Regions from separate parts of the Homo sapiens genome. Here region 1 is linked to region 2. A link is a loop called in an ENCODE intact Hi-C map of the cell type or tissue named here. Cell type or tissue: mammary epithelial cell. All regions are shown on one strand. Links, peaks and the distances in the headings refer to the core of each region. The heading gives the core; the rest is flanking DNA. Region 1 has its middle 8.1 kb from the start of ST6GAL1. Region 2 overlaps ADIPOQ (adiponectin, C1Q and collagen domain containing).

Region 1 (8,716 bases), core at 717-8,716, 72 kb before region 2:
ACCAAGTCTGCCATTATTTTAATGTTGGACTTACCAGCCTCTAAAACCATAAGCAATAAACTCCTGTTGTTTACAAGCCACCCGATTTATGGTGTTTTTGTTATAGCAGCCCAAACAGACTAACACATTCCCCATCCCTCCCCCAACCCTTGACCTCAACCTTAGCCAATATATAATATTTTTAGGTAATGCATTGCTCAGTCATCATTTCAGACATCTTACGGATTAATACACATAATTTTCATTTACAACAATCCACTTGCAAATAATATGTTCATAACACTCTTGAATTGGAGGTGATGTTTCATGAGGGGAAAAAAAAAAGACAATAAGCAGTTGAAAATTTCCTCCCAAATCTTTCTTCCCCACCCACTACAGATGTTCATCAAGTTCCTTAAATAAACCTCACAGCTCTCCTCTTCATATCACGTCTCCTCTTCAGTACATGTTGTCTAATATGAGGATAGGTTCGGGGCCTAAAAGAACTGTGGTTTGCCTGTGCCCACCATGTTGGCTTTCAGTGCTGCCAGCCTTATGGATGATTTTATATATATATATATATATATATATATATATATATATATATATATATATATATATGTTCACAGCTAGTCTACTAAGTCTGTAGAACTCAAGTTTAAAAGTAGAAAGAAAATAGCAGCATGCTCAGCCCCCTTGCCGTGTGATGCCCTGTGCCACTATAGAACTCTGCAGACTCCCCACTTGCATGAAAGCTCTCACCAGATACAGTCCATTGACCTTGGACTCCTCAGCCTCCATAACTATAAGAAATGACTTCCTTTTCTTTATTAAAAGAGAGAGAGAGAGAATAACAGCATCTCTAATTTAAGCACACAGGGATGGCTCCTGCTGATTGCTGTGAGGCAGACCTGCACAGATGGGCTGATAAAGCAGAGTGGGGGCAGAGAAGAAGAGTGCTAGAATGCAGGGGCTGGAAACTAGAAACAGGTCTCATGAAAGGATCACAGCCACAAGACTGGGAGGATGGCTGGCCCCACAGCCCCAAGTACAGCAAGAAGTGACTTGCTGGCTCCAGAAACCTCAGAGTAGAACATGGGCATGGCGAGATCAGGATAGGTCAGAGAAATAGACATATACGTATCATGTGGGCACATGAGTAGTTAGGCTGCCCTTCACCCAATTATCTTCTGTGTCCAACCCCATCCTAAGTCCCTGGGAAGATACGAGGAGAAACCAAGACTCTGTTCCCAAATCACATGTGTTTTAGCAAAATATCTCAGTTCGTAATAATGATTTTCATGTATTGAACATCTACTCATAAGCTATGCCCAGGAGACCAGATACACTGATAATGGCAGGGAATACAAGAGCTCGGGGACTCTGAGGAAGCAAAGATGCTTATAATAAATTCTCTCAAAAAGATTCAGGAAATTGGCTTCTCTTGGGAGACTTCTATCAGAACCAAAGTAGAAATTGCCTCCTATGTATTAATGATCTAAGGATGACAGTTAGAATAAATCGTAGGGATAGTCAATGTTTTGTGCAAGAGGTTACACAGGTCAATGAAAGTTCTTTGCAGTTAATTTCTTTGAGTGGAGGAGGATCAGTGTTTGCTGCCTGGTGGTGATCTGTCCCGAGCCTGCGTCCGTAAGGTCTCATGTTTTTAATAGTGTTTTTTCTGATGTTACAGTTAACATTTGCTTTAGAAAATTCAGAAAAGTCAGACAAAGTTAAAGAAGCAAGGAGGAAAAATTGTCAGCCCATCAACCACAAACAGAATTGAACCATTTGGCCTGTTTTCTTCCTGGGCATTTTTCTGCAACTTTCTATAGTTAAAATTATAATGTATGTACAGTGATATCCGGCTTTTCTCCCCCATTTAAATATGTCATAAGCATTTCCTATGTGTATTTAACAATAAATGTAGTCATTCAGTTTAGCCCTTATTACATGCAAAGCAAGCATTCTTCAGCAAATTATTAGTGGTTTATTGTACTAATGGTTGGCTATACAAGAGACAGTTTCGTGGTTGAGAGGATTCTCAAGTCAGGTTTGAATCCTGACTCTTCTACCTCCTAGCTTGGTGACTTTGGACAAATTACTTAACTTCTCTGGCTCTGTTTCCTTAACTGTAAAGTAAGGATAATAGTATCTGCCCCATAAAGTTATTTTAACTAATACATGGGCCGGGCATGGTGGTTCATACCTGTAATCCCACCACTTTGGGAGGCTGAGACAGATGGATCAACTGAGGTCAGGAGTTCAAGACCAGCCTGGCCAACATGGCGAAACCCCGTCTCTACTAAAAAGTACAAAAATTAGCCAGGCATGGTGGTGGGCACCTATAATCCCAGCTACTCAGGAGGCTGAGGCAGGGAGAATTGCTTGAACCTGGGAGGTGGAGGTTACAGTGAGCTGAGATCACGCCATTGCACTCTAGCCTGGTCAACAGAGAGAGACTCTGTCTCAAAAAAAATAAATTAATTAATAACAAGAAAAGTGCTTAAAGCAATACCTGGCACAGTAAGCACAGAATAAGCGGTAGCTATTAACAATATGTGAATGCGTCGTAAATTATTCAACCATTCTCCTACAGCTGGAAATTAAGGTTGTTTTTGGTCACGCCTGTAATCTCAGCACGTGGGGAGGCAGAGGCTGGTGGATCCTGAGGTCAAGAGTTCGAGACCAGCCTGGCCAACATAGTGAAACCTTGTCTCTACTAAAAATACAAAAAATTAGCCAGGCATGGTGGCGGGCGCCTGTATCACAACAAGCTAATTTTTTGTGTTTTTTGTAGAGACGGGGTTTCAACATGCTGCCCAAGCTGGTCTCGAATTTCTGATCTCAAGTCATCTGCCCGCTTCACCCTCCCAAAGTACTGCGATTACAGGCATGGGCCGTGGCACACAGCCAGTGAAGCTGATTTCTTTTTTTTTTTTTTTTTTAGATGGAGTCTCGCTCTGTCTCTCAGGTTGGAGTGCAGTGGTGCGATCCTGGCTCACTGCAACCTCCGCCTCCTAGGTTCAAGCAATTCTCTTGCCTCAGCCTCCCGAGTAGCTGGGATTACAGGCACCCGCCACCACACCCAGCTAATTTTTGTATTTTAGTAGAGACAGGGTTTCACCATGTGGGCCAGGCTGGTCTTGAACTCCTGACCTCAGGTGATCCGCCCACCTCAGCCTCCCAAAGTGCTGGATTACAGGCATGAGCCACGGCACCCACCCAGTGATGCTGAATTCTTAACCAAAATATATGACTAGTTACAGCAAGTGACGGCCAGCGCTGAGTCCTGGTGACTTGAACATTCAGTTAAAAGGATTACCCCATCACTGACTGTGTTTTACTCACATGTGTTTTCTACATCTCACCCCAAGGAGAGCCAATATTTTATGAGAGAGGCCACATAACACACAGCACACCAGTTTAGGAGACAGCAGGCCTGCATTCCACATTAAACTCTCACAACCAGCCTGCAGACCTCAGCTAAGGCACTTGCCCTTTCTTGTTCTCAGTTTACTACTTTATGAACAAGGGCAGTTGGACAAAATAAGTTGTTTTCAAGCCTGGCTGAACTTTGGAGTCACCTGCTGAAATTGTTTATAGTATAAATGCTCATTCTCCTCCCCAGGATATAATGGTTCTGGGGTCAGACGCTGGGTATCTATAATTGTTAACAAATTTCCCAGGCAAGGCTGATGAGCTGCAGGGTTTACAGACAAGTCCACTGGGTTACCTCTAAGGCTCTTTCTAGCTTCTCACAAAGAAATTCCTCCAAAGGGAAAAAGCCACCAACCATGCCTGAACATGTTCGTGCTCCTTCACCAAGGGAGCTTTCTCTGCTGGTGCTGCCCTGAGTGAGGAACCCTTTGCCAAGGGACTGTGGGCTTTAGACAGCAGAGGCGTGGTTACAGCCTCAGCAACAGTCTCATTGATTATCATCACCGGTAGTTAATTAAACACAAATAGCTGGGCAATAACCTTTGGAAAAAGCCACATTTCTTATCATTAAGCTATTTCCTGCTCTTCCGATTGTAGGTGCTTCAGGAGCCACAGCTTAAAGTGCAGACATGGCCAAGTCCAAGAACCACACCACACACAACCAGTCCCAAAAATGGCACAGAAATGGTATCAAGAAAGCCTGATCACAAAGATACGAATCTCTTAAGGGGGTCGACCCCAAGTTCCTGAGGAACATGTGCTTTGCCAAGAAGCACAACAAGAAGAGCCTAAAGAAGATGCAGGCCAACAGTGCCGAGGCCATGAGTGCACATGCCGAGGCTATCAGGGCCCTTGTGAAGCCCAAGGAGGCTAAGCCCAAGATCCCAAAGGATGTCAGCCACAAGCTCAATCGACTTGCCTACATTCCCCACCCCAAGCTTGGGAAGCGTGCTCGTGCCCGCGTTGCCAAGGGGCTCAGGCTGTGCCGGCCAAAGGCCAAGGCCAAGGACCAAACCAAGGTCCAGGCTGCAGCTCCAGCTTCAACTCCAGCTCAGGCTCCCAAAGGTGCTCAGGCCCCTACAAAGGCTTCAGAGTAGATATCTCTGTCTGCCAACATGAGGACAGAAGGACTGGTGCAACCGCCCCCCTCCCCCAGCCCCCGCCGGCTGCCATCTGCACGGGGCTGGGGTCCTTCTGTGCTATTTGCACAAATAAACCTGAAGCAGGAAAACAAAAAGTTATTGCCTAAAGTTTAAACACCTCCCTACGAAACTACATTAATTTTCTAGTCCCTCTTTGTACAGGGCTCAAGGTTAAACTTTGACAGCTCGCTATTAGAAACCTGAGTGCACATGTGTATTGATTCTGTTTCTTGAAGGAAAAGAAAAAAGAGGAAAAAAAAAATCCCTGAGCGTACAGCCTCAGCATCCTCCTGGCAGGAGCTGATGGAGGAGGTGGTGATTTGGATTAACCTGTAACCAGCTCTGCTGAGGTCTAAGTGTTCGGACAATAACATGTGCATTTGGGAAGCACTGAAATGGTTCAGTGCAGGAAATAGCCCCTGAACAGTGCAGCCTTATCCATTACAGTCTTACTTGGTGATATCATAAAGCACTCAGCTGTCCAGTTCAATTACCAAGCAGGCAGTCTATAATGATAATAAGAGCCTGCACTTCTCTAACCAGACAGGCTCAGACAAGGCCATGACGTGGAGGCCCCAGAACTTCATCCAGGAGGCAGGGACTCCAGCTCAGGCCCACTGAGGTGGAAGATTTGTGTGTGTCTGTGACTGTCTGGGGGAATGTAAGCACAGGCACTTGTATTAACCATATATATGATTATATTCAAAGGGTTGGATCCAATCTGCTTGGGGTCCCAACCCATCAGCTGGGCTGTAATTCTACAGACCGGGTTCCTCTGTGACGCTTTTCTCAAACTTACAGGAAGGATCGTTATTAGGAAACTCATTTTCTTCCCCAGAATAGATGCAGAGGTCTTCAGTCCACATTCAGAGTGGACTATTGAAGAGGTATTTTGTTGCAGAATCTGGGACTTCTCTGGTGGTTGGGTTAAGCTGAAAGGGGTACAATACACCTGCTTGATTCATCTACTCACTTTAATATGCATTACACATTTAGAGGACTTGCGAGGTGCATTCCTATACATTTTTTGATTGATCCTTATTTTACTGAGAAATCAACTGAGGTCTAGAAAGTACAATAACTTGCCAAAGATCACCTAGCTAATAAGCGGCAGCAGTTGGACTAGAGCCCAAATCTTCTGATTCTGTTGTAAATGCTAATAAGGGGCCAGAGGGTAGCCCAGAAAAATGTATAAAGAACAAAAGACTTGAGAAAAAGCAGAAATTTCAGTGGCTTGTCCTTCATAATGAGGCCCCTGAGAGGAATCAGGACCTGCTCATTATTTTCTGACTTTTCATACTGCTCAGGGATCATTAGCCTGGGTTTTCAGCCTGTCTTTTCAAAGTGCCAAGAAAAATGTGTAAAGTGATAAGTGGAGATTATAGAGAATGGCCAGAAGTCTGGGGAGAAGAAGGAAGACACTCATTTGAGATGGCTTTGTGTGAATCTGGACTTATGATAACACATTTCCTTCACCGCAGTGGTTTTGACATAGAGGGTTGAGGTAGTTTTACTGCTTCAAAGATCTCATGAGCTAGAAGAAATTGTAATTTCCATTGATTACTGAGGTGAAATAGAGCGTGGTTGAGATTTGTATCTGGATATTCCAGAATGATCTAAGAGATAATAATGACTTCCTCAAATTACTGAAGCAGGAGCTGAAATGGTTATGATATTTAATCCTCATAAAGATCCTGGGAGGTGTGCGTCATTAACCGCATTTGGAAATGAGATTACTAAGGCTTAGGAAGTTTGAATAACTGGCCAAAGGCTTGTAATTGCAAAGCTGGAAATTGAACTAGGATGTGTATGACTTCAAAGCCACTCTTTAACCAATAGGCTCATCTGTTTTTCATTGGAGGCAAAGTGAGGAGAGGATGACCTGACTGTCTCCTCACTGTCTCTACCACTAGGACTCGCTTCTTCATTGCTCTGAAAAGCCTCCTTCATCTCTCTCTGCCTTCAAGCCATCCTCTAAGGTCTGGTTCAATCCTAAGCTCCTCCTGGAAGCCTGGCATCCACATTGATCTCTTCCTTCTCTGAAGTCTTGTAGACACATGCAGAAATTCCTGGGACTGTACCTTTTGTTTTCTCATGTATTTGATATATAGCTAAATGGAATTTGGTTTTTGTTTTTTATTTTTTATTTTTATTTATTTATTTATTTATTTAGAGACAGAGTTTCCCTCTTGTTGCCCAGGCTAGAGTGCTTTGGTGTGATCTTAGCTCACCACAAACTCCACCTCCCGGGTTGAAGCAATTCTCCTGCCTCAGCCTCCTGAGTAGCTGGGATTACAGGCATGCGCCACCATGCCCGGCTAATTTTGTATTTTTAGTAGAGCCGGGGTTTCTCCATGTTGGTCAGGCTGGTCTCGAACTCCCAACCTCAGGTGATCCACCCGCCTCGGCCTCCCAAAGTGCTGGGGTTACAAGCGTGAGCCACCGCGCCTGGCCTGGAATTTGGTTTTTAATACCGTTTCAAATAAATACGCATTAGGTGTTTCATGGAAACACACTTTGTTTTACATAAATAAGTCCACAAATCAGGACAAAATTTTCTTTATCAGATTTAGAGTTGTAAATTAAATCAGATTGGAACCTTCCCTCCTCACTAGCCATTCCCCAAACTTTGGCCAAGGACCACAGAGGTAGGGAGGGAAGGAAGTGTCTCTCCTAACTCCATTCATGGCCAGGAAATAGGCTTGCTCTTCTTAGTTGACATTTCCATCTCTAATCCCCTCCAAGGTCTTTAATAAAACTCCAAAATGGGCCAGGCACGGTGACTCACGTCTGTTATCCCAGCATTTTGGGAGATCAAGGCGGGCAGATCATGAGGTCAGGGGTTCGAGACCAACCTGGCCAACATGGTGAAACCCCGTCTCTACTAAAAATACAAAAAAAATTAGCCGAGCGTGGTGGCGGGCACCTGTAATGCCAGCTACTCAGGAGGCTGAGGCAGGAGAATCACTTGAACCCGGGAGGCAGAGGTTGCAGTGAGCCTAGATCGCACCACTGCACTCCAGCCTGGGAGACAGAGTGAGACTCCATCTCAAAAAAAAAACAAAAAAAAACAAAAAAAAACTCCAAAAAGGCCATGTCTCTGCAGTGTGCCTCTCCATCGGCTGCTGACAGTTCATTCCTTAGGTAACTAATGAGACCACAGCTAACTCAGTGCTGTGGTGATGCTTCAGGAGTTCTTTGGGGCCAAGCAGAATGGAGTTTGCTTCCTGTCTTGCTTTTTACCAGCCAGATAGCTTTTAAAAAGGCCCTTAGCTTCTCTGAATCTGTGAAATGGAGGCACTGCATTCCTCGAAGGATCACAGCAAAGATCAGCAATAATGCTGGTGTGTGCGGTGGCAGGCTGTATATCAACTACATACACAAAAGGAGAAAGGTATTATAATTATTAGATGTGAAACCAATCAGAAGGAGGTGAACAATTAACTTTTTTTAACCCTAGGACCAATGCAGAAAACCCAGATGCCTAGGGCCTGGCATAGGAAGCCTCCTCCTCCTCTTCTTCCTTTCTTTTTTGTTCCTCTTTCATCCTTTAATCTCATTCAAAACAAAACACCTGCCTGGGCGCGGTGGCTCACGCCTGTAATCCCAGAACTTTGGGAGGCAGGGGCAGGCGGATCACTTGAAGTCAGGAGTTCAAGACCAGCCTGGCCAACATGGTGAAACCCCATCTCTACTAAATATACAAAAATTAGCCGGGCGTGGTGGCAGGCATCTATAGTCCCAGCTACTCAGGAGGCTGAGGCAGGAGAATTGCTTGAACCCGGGAGATGGAGATTACAGTGAGCTGAGATCGAACCACTGCACTCCAGCCTGGGCAACAGAGCGAGACTCTGTCTCAAAAAAAAAAAAAAAAAAAAATCATTGTAACTGTGATTACCTACTTTATGAAACAAATATGTAGCAGTGAGAAAGTTAGCACTGCTTTTTAGCCTCTAAAAGATTTCCACTCACATCTGTGCATACTGAAAAAGAAGCAGTGTGGAGACAGCTTTCTCATGTTTAACCCAGAAATTACAGGCCATGGACCAGATCAAAGATCTCAGGGCCACAGGAGGGTCTTATGTTAGTGTTTCCTCTTTACCATGTGAGAAAAACCTAAGGTATTACTGGAAGATCTTACTACACTCTCAGAA
Region 2 (9,564 bases), core at 649-8,648:
TTTAAAGTTACTCGATGAATGAATGAATAAATGAATGAGTAAATGAATGAATAATATCTAAAGGCCTCCAACTAAATAATAATCAACTTCCTAACCGTACTGAAAGCCTTTAATTGACTTTGGGGCTGTTTGGCCTGGAGGAGGCTCTGAGTTAGTGGTGATCAGTTGGTGTCATGGTAGAGAAGAAAGCCTGTGAAGGTGGAGTCATTGTCATTATCAGCATAGAGTCCATTACGCTCTCCTTCCCCATACACCTGGAGCCAGACTTGGTCGCCCACCTCCAGATGCAGGAGCACAGAGCCGGAGGCCTGGTCCACATTATTTTCCTGGTACTGATCATAGGTGAAGAGCATAGCCTTGTCCTTCTTGAAGAGGCTGACCTTCACATCCTTCATATAGACTGTGATGTGGTAGGCAAAGTAGTACAGCCCAGGAATGTTGCAGTGGAATTTACCAGTGGAGCCATCATAGTGGTTTTGCTGATTGTAGAAGATCTTGGTAAAGCGAATGGGCATGTTGGGGATAGTAACGTAAGTCTCCAATCCCACACTGAATGCTGAGCGGTATACATAGGCACCTTCTCCAGGTTCTCCTTTCCTGCCTTGGATTCCCGGAAAGCCTCGGGGACCTTCAGCCCCGGGTACTCCGGTTTCACCGATGTCTCCCTTAGGACCAATAAGACCTAAGGAATGAGAAGACCTCAGTGACTACAAAGAACAGAACTCCTGCCTAGGTTGGTTACAGCCTAAATTACCATCCCTGTGGCTCCCACTCACAACCTTCTTGACTTATAGATCAAGAAACCAATAAGAGCTCCCAAAAGGAGAGAGGTGTTACCTCCTCCTTCTATATCTCCCACAGACATGGAGGCTCCCATAATTTCAACTCTATCTTTATCTCCTATAGGTCTCTATCATAGACCCTCCACCCTGCCAGCCCTTTATGTGCTGGCACCATCAACCCTGGTTTTGCAATTCTACCCCCTCCATCTAGGATGTCTCTCCTCCTCTATTCTGCCTACCCATCATTCAAGGCCTAGCTGAAGCTCTGCCTCCTCCTTGAAGCCTTCATTCTTCATCAGGTCCACGGTGAGTATATTTTCTCTATGCTCCATACTTTGAATACTTGTTCACATTCAGTTTGACATTTTTAGAGTAGACTTTCTTGTAGTAACCACCAACAGAGCCTTGCACATTAGACATCTTACCTAGATCAAGAGTTCCCCAAAGGCAGGACTGAGCCTTTCAGGGGGTGTGCAGTAAATGTGGTTGAATGCCACTGGGTGAAATGGAAGTTAAGCAGACAGAAAGAGGAATCAGAATATGAATGTACTGGGAATAGGGATGAGGGTGAAGATGGGAAAGGGGATGGAAAAGGAGCTGCAGATGCAGCAAAGCCAAAGTCTTGGTTATAGAGGCACCATCTACACTCATCCTTGGAAGACCAACCCCAAATCACTTCAGGTTGCTTATGGTTAACATAAAAAAGCTTTGCTTTCTCCCTGTGTCTAGGCCTTAGTTAATAATGAATGCCTTCATATAGTTTATATCAGTGTAGGAGGTCTGTGATGAAAGAGGCCAGAAACATTCTTACCTGGATCTCCTTTCTCACCCTTCTCACCAGGGGTGCCATCTCTGCCATCACGGCCTGGGGCCCCATTATGGCCCGGATGCCCTGGGATGCCCGCCATCCAACCTGTGCAGGCCCCCTTGGGCAGGGGAAGCAGGACTCCGGGCCCTTGAGTCGTGGTTTCCTGGTCATGACCGGGCAGAGCTAATAGCAGTAGAACAGCTCCCAGCAACAGCATCCTGAGCCCTGGAATCCACATGTGCACTGTCAGCCATGGAGAGACAGACCCCACACACACACCCAGTTGGGACCTACAAAGGACTCCGTCCATCTCAGCAGAGTCTACTTCTAGGAGCTGCTTTCTAAGTATTCAACTTTTCCAGGAAGACTTTTCTGAATATTGCAGCCCACCTTGATCTCTTTCTGCCCTGAAATCTGTAATACTTAGCATTATTCCCTGTGTGTAGTCTCCTTTCCTCACCAAGATTATGAATTCAGTGATTGCACAGATGACACTCCTCTAATTTTCCCATGTCTGAGCACAGGACCAAGCACAGGGAAAGCTCCAAGAGTCGACTTGCCAAGAATCCATCCTTGGGTTTCCCAAGTACGATGACACAGATTGCTCCATTCAATGCTAACCAGCTTCTCTCCTCTGGCTCCTTTCTTCTTTTTCTTTCCCCCCTTCTCTCTCATTTTCTGTGTCTATTCCTCCTTCTTACTCTCTCATTCTCTTTCTTCCTCTACCCCTCTCCTGGGGCACATGTTTGACTATTGGGTATATTACATTTGCACACATGCACACACACAAACACACACAGAGAAAAAGAGAGAGAGAGGGAGGGAGAGACTCACCTTGTGTTAAGCAGACAACGAGAGACACATCATCCCATGAACATATCCCCTGGCCCTTTGTTTGCCTGAGCCATCTTTAGCTGCCCCTCCTCCCCTGTCTAATCTCTATTCAGCTTTCAGGACCCAGTTTGGATGTCATCTGTTTCAAGAAGTCCTCCTTGTTCTCCATCTCACTCCTTGGCTGGTTCTTTCCCCTCTGTGTTTCTCCAGTGCCCTGGTAATATGGTTTGGGTCTGTGTCCCCACCCAAATAGCACGTCGACATGTGTTGGAGAAGGGGCCTGGTAGGAGGTGACTGAATCATGGAGGCAGACTTATCCCTTGCTGTTCTCATGATAGTAGGTGAATTCTCACAAGATCTGGTTGAAAGTGTGTAGCACTTCCCCTATATTCTCTCTCTCTCTCTTTCTCTCTCTCTCTCCTGCTGCTGTGTGATGTGCTTGCTTCCCCTTCGCTCTTTCTTCCACCATGATTGTAAGTTTTCTGAGGCCTCCCCAGCCATGCTTCCTGTACAGCCTGTGGAACTGTGAGTCAATTAAACCTCTTTTCTTTATAAATTACCCAGTCTCAAGTAGTTTTTTACAGCAGTGTGAGAATGGATTTATACACCTGGCTTAGCTCTATCATTGCACTCTGCTGTAATTTCTGTTTTGCTCACCCATTTCTCCATTAAACAGCAAGTACCAGGGGACAAAGACTAACACACTAATAGCAGAGTAGGGACTAAATAAGCACTTTTATAATGAGGAAAAGAAATCATGAGAGAGCCAGAGAAAGGAAGGGAAGGAGGAAGGAAAAGAAGAAAGGAAGATAAAAAGGAAGAGTGGAAGAGGGAAGGAAGGAGGGAGGGGGAATGTATTTGAAATATGTATTCTGGAGCCCTAGCAAAGAGCTCAAGTGGCACAGGTAGTCAAAAGCCTCCCTGTCTCAAAATCATTCTTTGATATCCCCCTCCCAGAAAAGGGCCCAATACAGGTATAGGGACTTTTATCCCCTCTCAGATTCTGCCTCCGATCTTAGGGGGATCTTAGGCCTCCACCTCAGATTGCTGAGGTCTTAGTCTTCCCACTCTCACCAAGGAGTTGGGAGAAAGCATCTCACAGAGAGAAATAGGTCCTAGGATCCTGGATTAGAGGCATCACTAAGACCCTCTGTGGGTTAATGTGGTTAATCCCAAGAATCTGATTCTAAACAAAGTGTAGTCCATGTACTTTATTTTACCTTAAAAATTCACTATTTTTCATCAGTTTGCTTGTCTCTTCTAGATTATATGAAGTCTCCAGAATTAGGTTTGTCTTCAGGACAACTGAAGGTTTGTTGAAGACAAACCTACTCCTCTGTGAGGGATGGAAGAAAGACCGTGATTGGCAATCTCACCCCAAAAACATGGGCCTGGTATCTGGAATCCCACTCCTATGCCCCATTACCTGGGGTTCTATACTACCCTCTTCACGTGGCACATCCAACTCATCTTTCATCTTTATCATATATATGAGATAAATTTTGTATATACATATAAACTATATGTATATATTACATATATAGTTCATTAAAAATAATAGTTATATAGTTCTTTGGACATGACAGAAAAGAAAACAATACTCAACTCCAAGAATGTCTCTGTTTATTTTTAAACATAGTGGAATCATACTTTATGTAAAACTTTATTCCTTTATTTTGTCTTTGGCATTTTCTAGTTTTTATAATGACTATTTTTAACGTCTCAGAGTGAGTGCTAGTCTAGTAAGTGGATATAATCAATATATATTTGACCATTTATATTTCATCAAACTTTTAGCATATTTTCATTTTAAAATATTATTTTATATTCTGTAAGAAATTATACTTTGATTTTTAAATAATATTTTAAATATCCTTAGGCATGTAGCTTTCCCCAAGATTATTATTCTGTTATGACAGATTCCCAGAAGTAAATTACTGGACCAAAAGGTATGCACATTTTTAAGTCTCCTGATACATATCCCCACATGGCAGCATATGTTATACTGCCAACCAGTAGTACATCATTAGTGTGTGTATAAAAGGGCATACCTTAACTACCCTCATCAGCTTTGGGTATTATAAAAAACATTTGTGTGTTGTCAGTTTAGTGAGCAAAGGAAATAATGGTACCTCACTGCTCTAGTTTGCTTTTTTTTTTTTTTTTTTTTGAGAGAGAGGATTTCACACTGTCACCCAGGCTGTAGTGCAGTGGCACAATCTCGGCTCACTACAGCCTCCACCTCCCAGGTTCAAGCGATTCTCATGCCTTAGCCTCCCAAGTAGCTGAGATTACAGGCATGCACCACCACACGCAGCTAATTTTTGCATTTTTTAGTAGAGACGGGGTTTCACCATGTTGGCCAGGCTAGTCTCAAACTCCTGACCTCAGGTGATCCGCCCGCCTTGGGCTCCCAAAGTCCTGGGATTAAAAGCATGAGCCACCACGCCCAGTCCTTGCCTCTAAGTGTTAAACAGTTCTTATTCATGCTAAGATTTAGTAAGTATTCAATTTTCTTCTGTTTTTTTCTATTGTTTGATATAGTTAAAATTTCACTTTTTAATGTAGCTCTGATTTTTTGTTTTGATGTAAGCTGTGACCTAAGGTACTCAAATGATTTCTCCCCACTTGAAGACTAGCTGTTACAACACCTTTAATTGCATTAATTTTTTCTCTCACTATAGATCTGATGCATCATTTATCAAATATCAGGTTCTAATATGATCTTATAAGTAAAGTAACCATTGATAATGAAATGGCAGACAGAGAGAAGAGAGACAGAAACAGCAACAGAAACAGGTGCAATCAGACTCAGGTGCTGCCCCTTTAGGTGTCATGAGTCTTTATTTAAGACCCACTACCATCATTTATATGTACATTTGTCGCCCTCTACTGAATTTGAAGAATTCAGGAGAGTGTTCTCAATAGCTTCTGGAAATAAAATGAGAAACAGCTTAGGTTTGACTAGTCTCAAGATAAGAAAAAAGAGGTGAGCTACATGAGAAGCCAAGGGGAGACCAGCAAAGCCCCTTTTGCATTTTAGGAGAATTCTTGTTCTGAGACTTTACAGATTTCATGCATCTTTAAACTTCCTCACTGCTTGTCACCTCCACCCTTTCTTATTATGGCTTTGGCAATAAAACTCCTGAGAAGAACTTTGAGCTCCATGCATGTTTTTCTCCAGAAATGGGAAGAATCTGTGAGGCTCCATCCTTTTCTGCTGGGAAACAGGAGGAGAGAATCCAGAATATGTGAAAGCCCCAGAGATAAAGGGTGACGGGGGGCTTACCCCAAACCTTGGAGAGAGGGCAAACTCAGGGGTCTCTGGAGTTTTCTGGCTCCTCCCCCTTTGTCAAAAATAAAGATCTCTTTCTCCTACCCTAAGGGAACACTGTTTGTCCCCAAACTTCAGTATTATGGACAGATTTCTCCACTAATAGGTGCGATCAGCCTGGGTTCCATGACAGTGGCACGGGGTAGAGGTGCCAAAAATACAAGAGTGTGATTAGCACAGGAGCCTCAGAAGTTTCCAAGACCAAGAACGGACTCTGATTGTAAAAGAAAGTTGCATTCCAACTTAATTCTGGGTGGGAAACCAGCAATTAATAACAATTGAAGGTCAGTGCAAACGTGCCTAATTTTCAAAAAAATTTTCAAAATTATTTGTGTTCTTTTTTATTTTACTTATTTATTTATCTGGAGATGGAGTCTTGCTCTGTCGCTAGCATCTTGCGCTCTCCAAGTCTCAGGAGACACATTAGAGTCAAAAGCAGGGCTTTGGGAAGATTAGGTAAAATAAGTTTTGAAAATGCCACATGAAAATGATACTCCAAGGAACCCTCACCCATGTCAGCGTTCTCATGTTCCTCATCTCACATAATCCCGTTTAGCGGATTAGGAAGCTGAGTCTGAGAAGCTCCGTGTCATGCTTTCGGAGGCACCGTGATGCGATGGAAAGCTCACCGATTTGGAAGTCAGAACAGAGTCTCTCAGGGATCGTTTCCTTAATCTCTCAGTTTCCTCATCTCTAAAGTGGGGGTCATATATATAAAACGACAAACATATAAAAATACCTATTTTTTTAGATATTGCCATTGTTACACTTTGCTTGTTACCCTTCCTTCCTTCCTTCCTTCTTTCCTTCCTTCCTTCTTTCCTTCCTTCCTTCTTTCCTTCCTTCCTTCCTTCCTTCTTTCCTTCCTTCCTTCCTTCTTTCCTTCCTTCCTTCCTTCCTTCCTTCTTTTCTCTCTCTCTTTTTTTTTTGTTTCTGAAGTGGAGTCTCGCTTTGTGGCCCAGGCTGGAGTGCAATGGCACCATCTTGGCTCACTGCAACCTCCGCCTCCTGGGTTCAACTGATGCTCCTGCCTCACCCTCCCAAGTAGCTGGGATCACAGGAATCCACGACCACACCTGGCTAATTTTTTGTATTTTTAGTAGAGATGGGATTTCACCATGTTGGCCGGGCTGGTCTCAAACTCCTGACCTCAAGTGATCCGCCCGCCTCGGCCTCCCAAAGTGCTGGGATTACAGGCATGAGCCACTGCGCCCGGCCTGTTACACTGTATTTCTATCAGAAAAAAATTATTACTAAGTAATAGTGAGTACTATGATCTAAAACTCAATTATGCCTAAAAAGAAAACTTTTACAAGGATCAACAAGCTAAATCTCAAGTGTCACAATTCTTTGCCTTTGTAAAATGCTATTTGTTGTGTCCCTGTGGGCTTAGCATGGCACTAAAAGTTCCTAAGTCTCAACTCTGGTTATGTGTCATTTAGTGACTCAGGAATCTGCTTAATTGTTTTTGGTCACAAAGCTTTTGGCAACGAAGGAGTGATGAAGCTAAGCGCACCCTTGAAGTGTCATAAAAAAAAATGAGGTAGTATGATCAGCTGTACAGTTAGAGCAATAAAAAGTCCAGGCAGACCTTCTGATTCACCATAATCAATTTAAGATTTCTTAATGTTTCTTTCCTGGCAGCATACAAAAAGGCAAAATTAATAAATAACATAGTTGTTGTATAACAAATTTTGTTACTTTTTATAAAACAAAGGGATCTATTTTATCTGTATTAAAATTAAAAATTTTGTGGACTTTAAAAAATTTTTAAAATGCTATTTATAAAACCCTTTTCTCACCTAGTGTCTCATTCGATTCTCACAATCATTTTGAGAGACAGGATAGGGTAGAATAGGGAGCACGGGCTCTACGGTCTTGGTGCTTAGGCACAAATCATTTGTTCTGACCTGTAATGCGTTTCAGTGTTCTGTTTGTTGGAAGATCAAATGGTGTAGTCTGTGTAAAATGCTTAGAATGGTGTCTGGCACATGTCAGTGCTCAGTAAATGTTAGTGATGAGTGTATGCATTTTAGAGATGAGGAAAGGGGACTTCAGAAAGGTTAAGTGGCTTTCCAAGATCCCAGAGCTACACAGAGAGGAGTCGGAAATTAAACTCTGATCTTCAGAACCCAATAACAGACTCTTAGACATAGTCCAGGAGGAGAAAAGTATCGTGGTCACACATCCTGCCTTTCAATATGCCACCCCATGGGGTGAGGGATACAAGAAAAAAGTAGCATAAAAAGACTTCCACTGTAATCCCAGCACTGGCTTTCCTGGCAAACCTCGCACAGGCATGGATTCATCTGCTTTTAAAATTATACCAGGGGATGACCGTGATGTTCTCAGGATCCTAAAGGGCCATACTGTGATCATTTATCTTCATGTTAAAGTGTATGAGAAATTTCACTTTGACCTACTGGAATTTCAGTTGCAACAGCAGAATCCTGTGAAATGCAAGGACAGGGTCCCCTCTGGGACTGGCAGGAGGCAGAGCCGTGTGGGGGAAAGAGATCACCAAACCTGGTGCCAACTCTTCCAGCAGAAAAGGGCATTAAAGCACACAAAATTGGCCAGGCACGGTAGCTCACACCTGTCATCTCAGCACTTTGGGAGGCTGAGATGGGTGGGTCACATGAAGTCAGGAGTTCAAGACCAGCCTGGCCAATATGGCAAAACCCCGTCTCTACTGAAAATACAAAAAAATTAGCTGGGGGTGGTGGTGCCTGCCTGTAATCCCAGGTACTCAGGAGGCTGAGACATAAGAATTGCTTGAGCCTGGGAGGCGGAATTTGCATTGAGCTGCACTCCAACCTGGGTGACAGAGCAAGACTCTGTCTCAAAAAAAAAAAAGTATACAAAATCCTCAAATGTCAGAGCCAAAAGGAGCCCCAGAAATCACCTCACCCCTGCCTTGCTTTTACAAATGGGAAGGCTGAGGGGAAGGAGTAGGAATGCACTTATTAGAACCTTATAGAAGCCAGTTCCCATGCTAGATTTTACACGTTATTTATCTTCATCTTTACAATAACTCCATGAAGGAAGGAAATGAGCCCAACTTCAGAGATGAGGAAACTGACAGATTAAGGAGATGATCCCTCAGAGACTCTGTTCTGACTTCCTAACGAGTGAGCCTTCCATCACATCACGGTGCCTCCGAAAAAGCACTACACGGAGCTTCTCAGACTCAGCTTCCTAATCCGCGAAATGTGATCATGTGAGATGAGGAACATGAGAACACTGACACTGGCGCGAGTTCTTTGGAGTGTAATTTTCATAAGGCATTTTCAAAATTTATTTTACTTAATCTTCCCATAGCCCTGCTTTTGACTCTAACGTGTAGGAGAACCTGAGACTTGGAGAGGGAACGATGCTAGCTAATTCAACCACTGGATTGAATTATATCAAACTCCCATTTTTAAAAGTCAAAATGGGCCGGGCGCAGTGGCTCATGCCTGTAATCCCAGCACTTTGGGAGGCTGAGGTGGGTGGATTACCTGATGTCAGGAGTTTCAGACCAGCCTGGACAACATGGTGAAATCCCGTCTCTACCAAAAATACAAAAATTAGTCAGGCGTGGTAGCGGGCACCTGTAATTCCAGCTACTTGGGAGGCTGAGGCAGGAGAATCACTTGAATCCATGAGGCAGAGGTTGCAGTGAGCTGAGATCGCGCCACTGCACTCCAGCCTAGGTGACAAGTGTGAAACTCTGTCTCAAAAAAAATAAAAATAAAAATAAATAAAAGTCAAAGTGTAGAATATTGGCAGTTTCACACGGTGCAACCCAATAATAAATGGCATAA

Evidence for each region. Peaks named below come from ENCODE experiments on the same cell type or tissue, not always from the same donor. Only the 100,000 strongest peaks of a DNase experiment are listed, where the experiment ranks them.
Region 1: it touches region 2 in a loop (6-fold over the local background); 54 of 110 quality-filtered maps call a loop at or near these places.

What each region holds. Positions count from the first base shown.
Region 1 is chr3:186,918,087-186,926,802 of GRCh38, reverse strand. It overlaps the pseudogene RPL29P9. Among named protein-coding and RNA genes, the nearest start is that of ST6GAL1, 8.1 kb to the left of the region's middle. In mammary epithelial cell, for the core only: no CTCF peak of the experiment used is centred there; DNase peaks (open chromatin) are centred at 3,372 and 3,782; H3K27ac peaks cover 952 bases.
Region 2 is chr3:186,845,302-186,854,865 of GRCh38, reverse strand. ADIPOQ (adiponectin, C1Q and collagen domain containing) reads right to left here. Exons shown (of 3, transcript NM_004797.4): 2 at 1,594-1,815; 3 at 1-682. The coding sequence starts at 1,807. The coding sequence ends at 162. ADIPOQ-AS1 (ADIPOQ antisense RNA 1) reads left to right here. Exons shown (of 4, transcript NR_046662.2): 2 at 1-733; 3 at 994-1,088; 4 at 1,624-2,980. Among named protein-coding and RNA genes, the nearest start is that of ADIPOQ, 7.4 kb to the right of the region's middle. RefSeq lists a silencer at 6,142-8,960 and enhancers at 9,026-9,073, 1,816-9,564. In mammary epithelial cell, for the core only: a CTCF peak has its summit at 5,313 (motif pointing left); no DNase peak of the experiment used is centred there; H3K27me3 peaks cover 169 bases.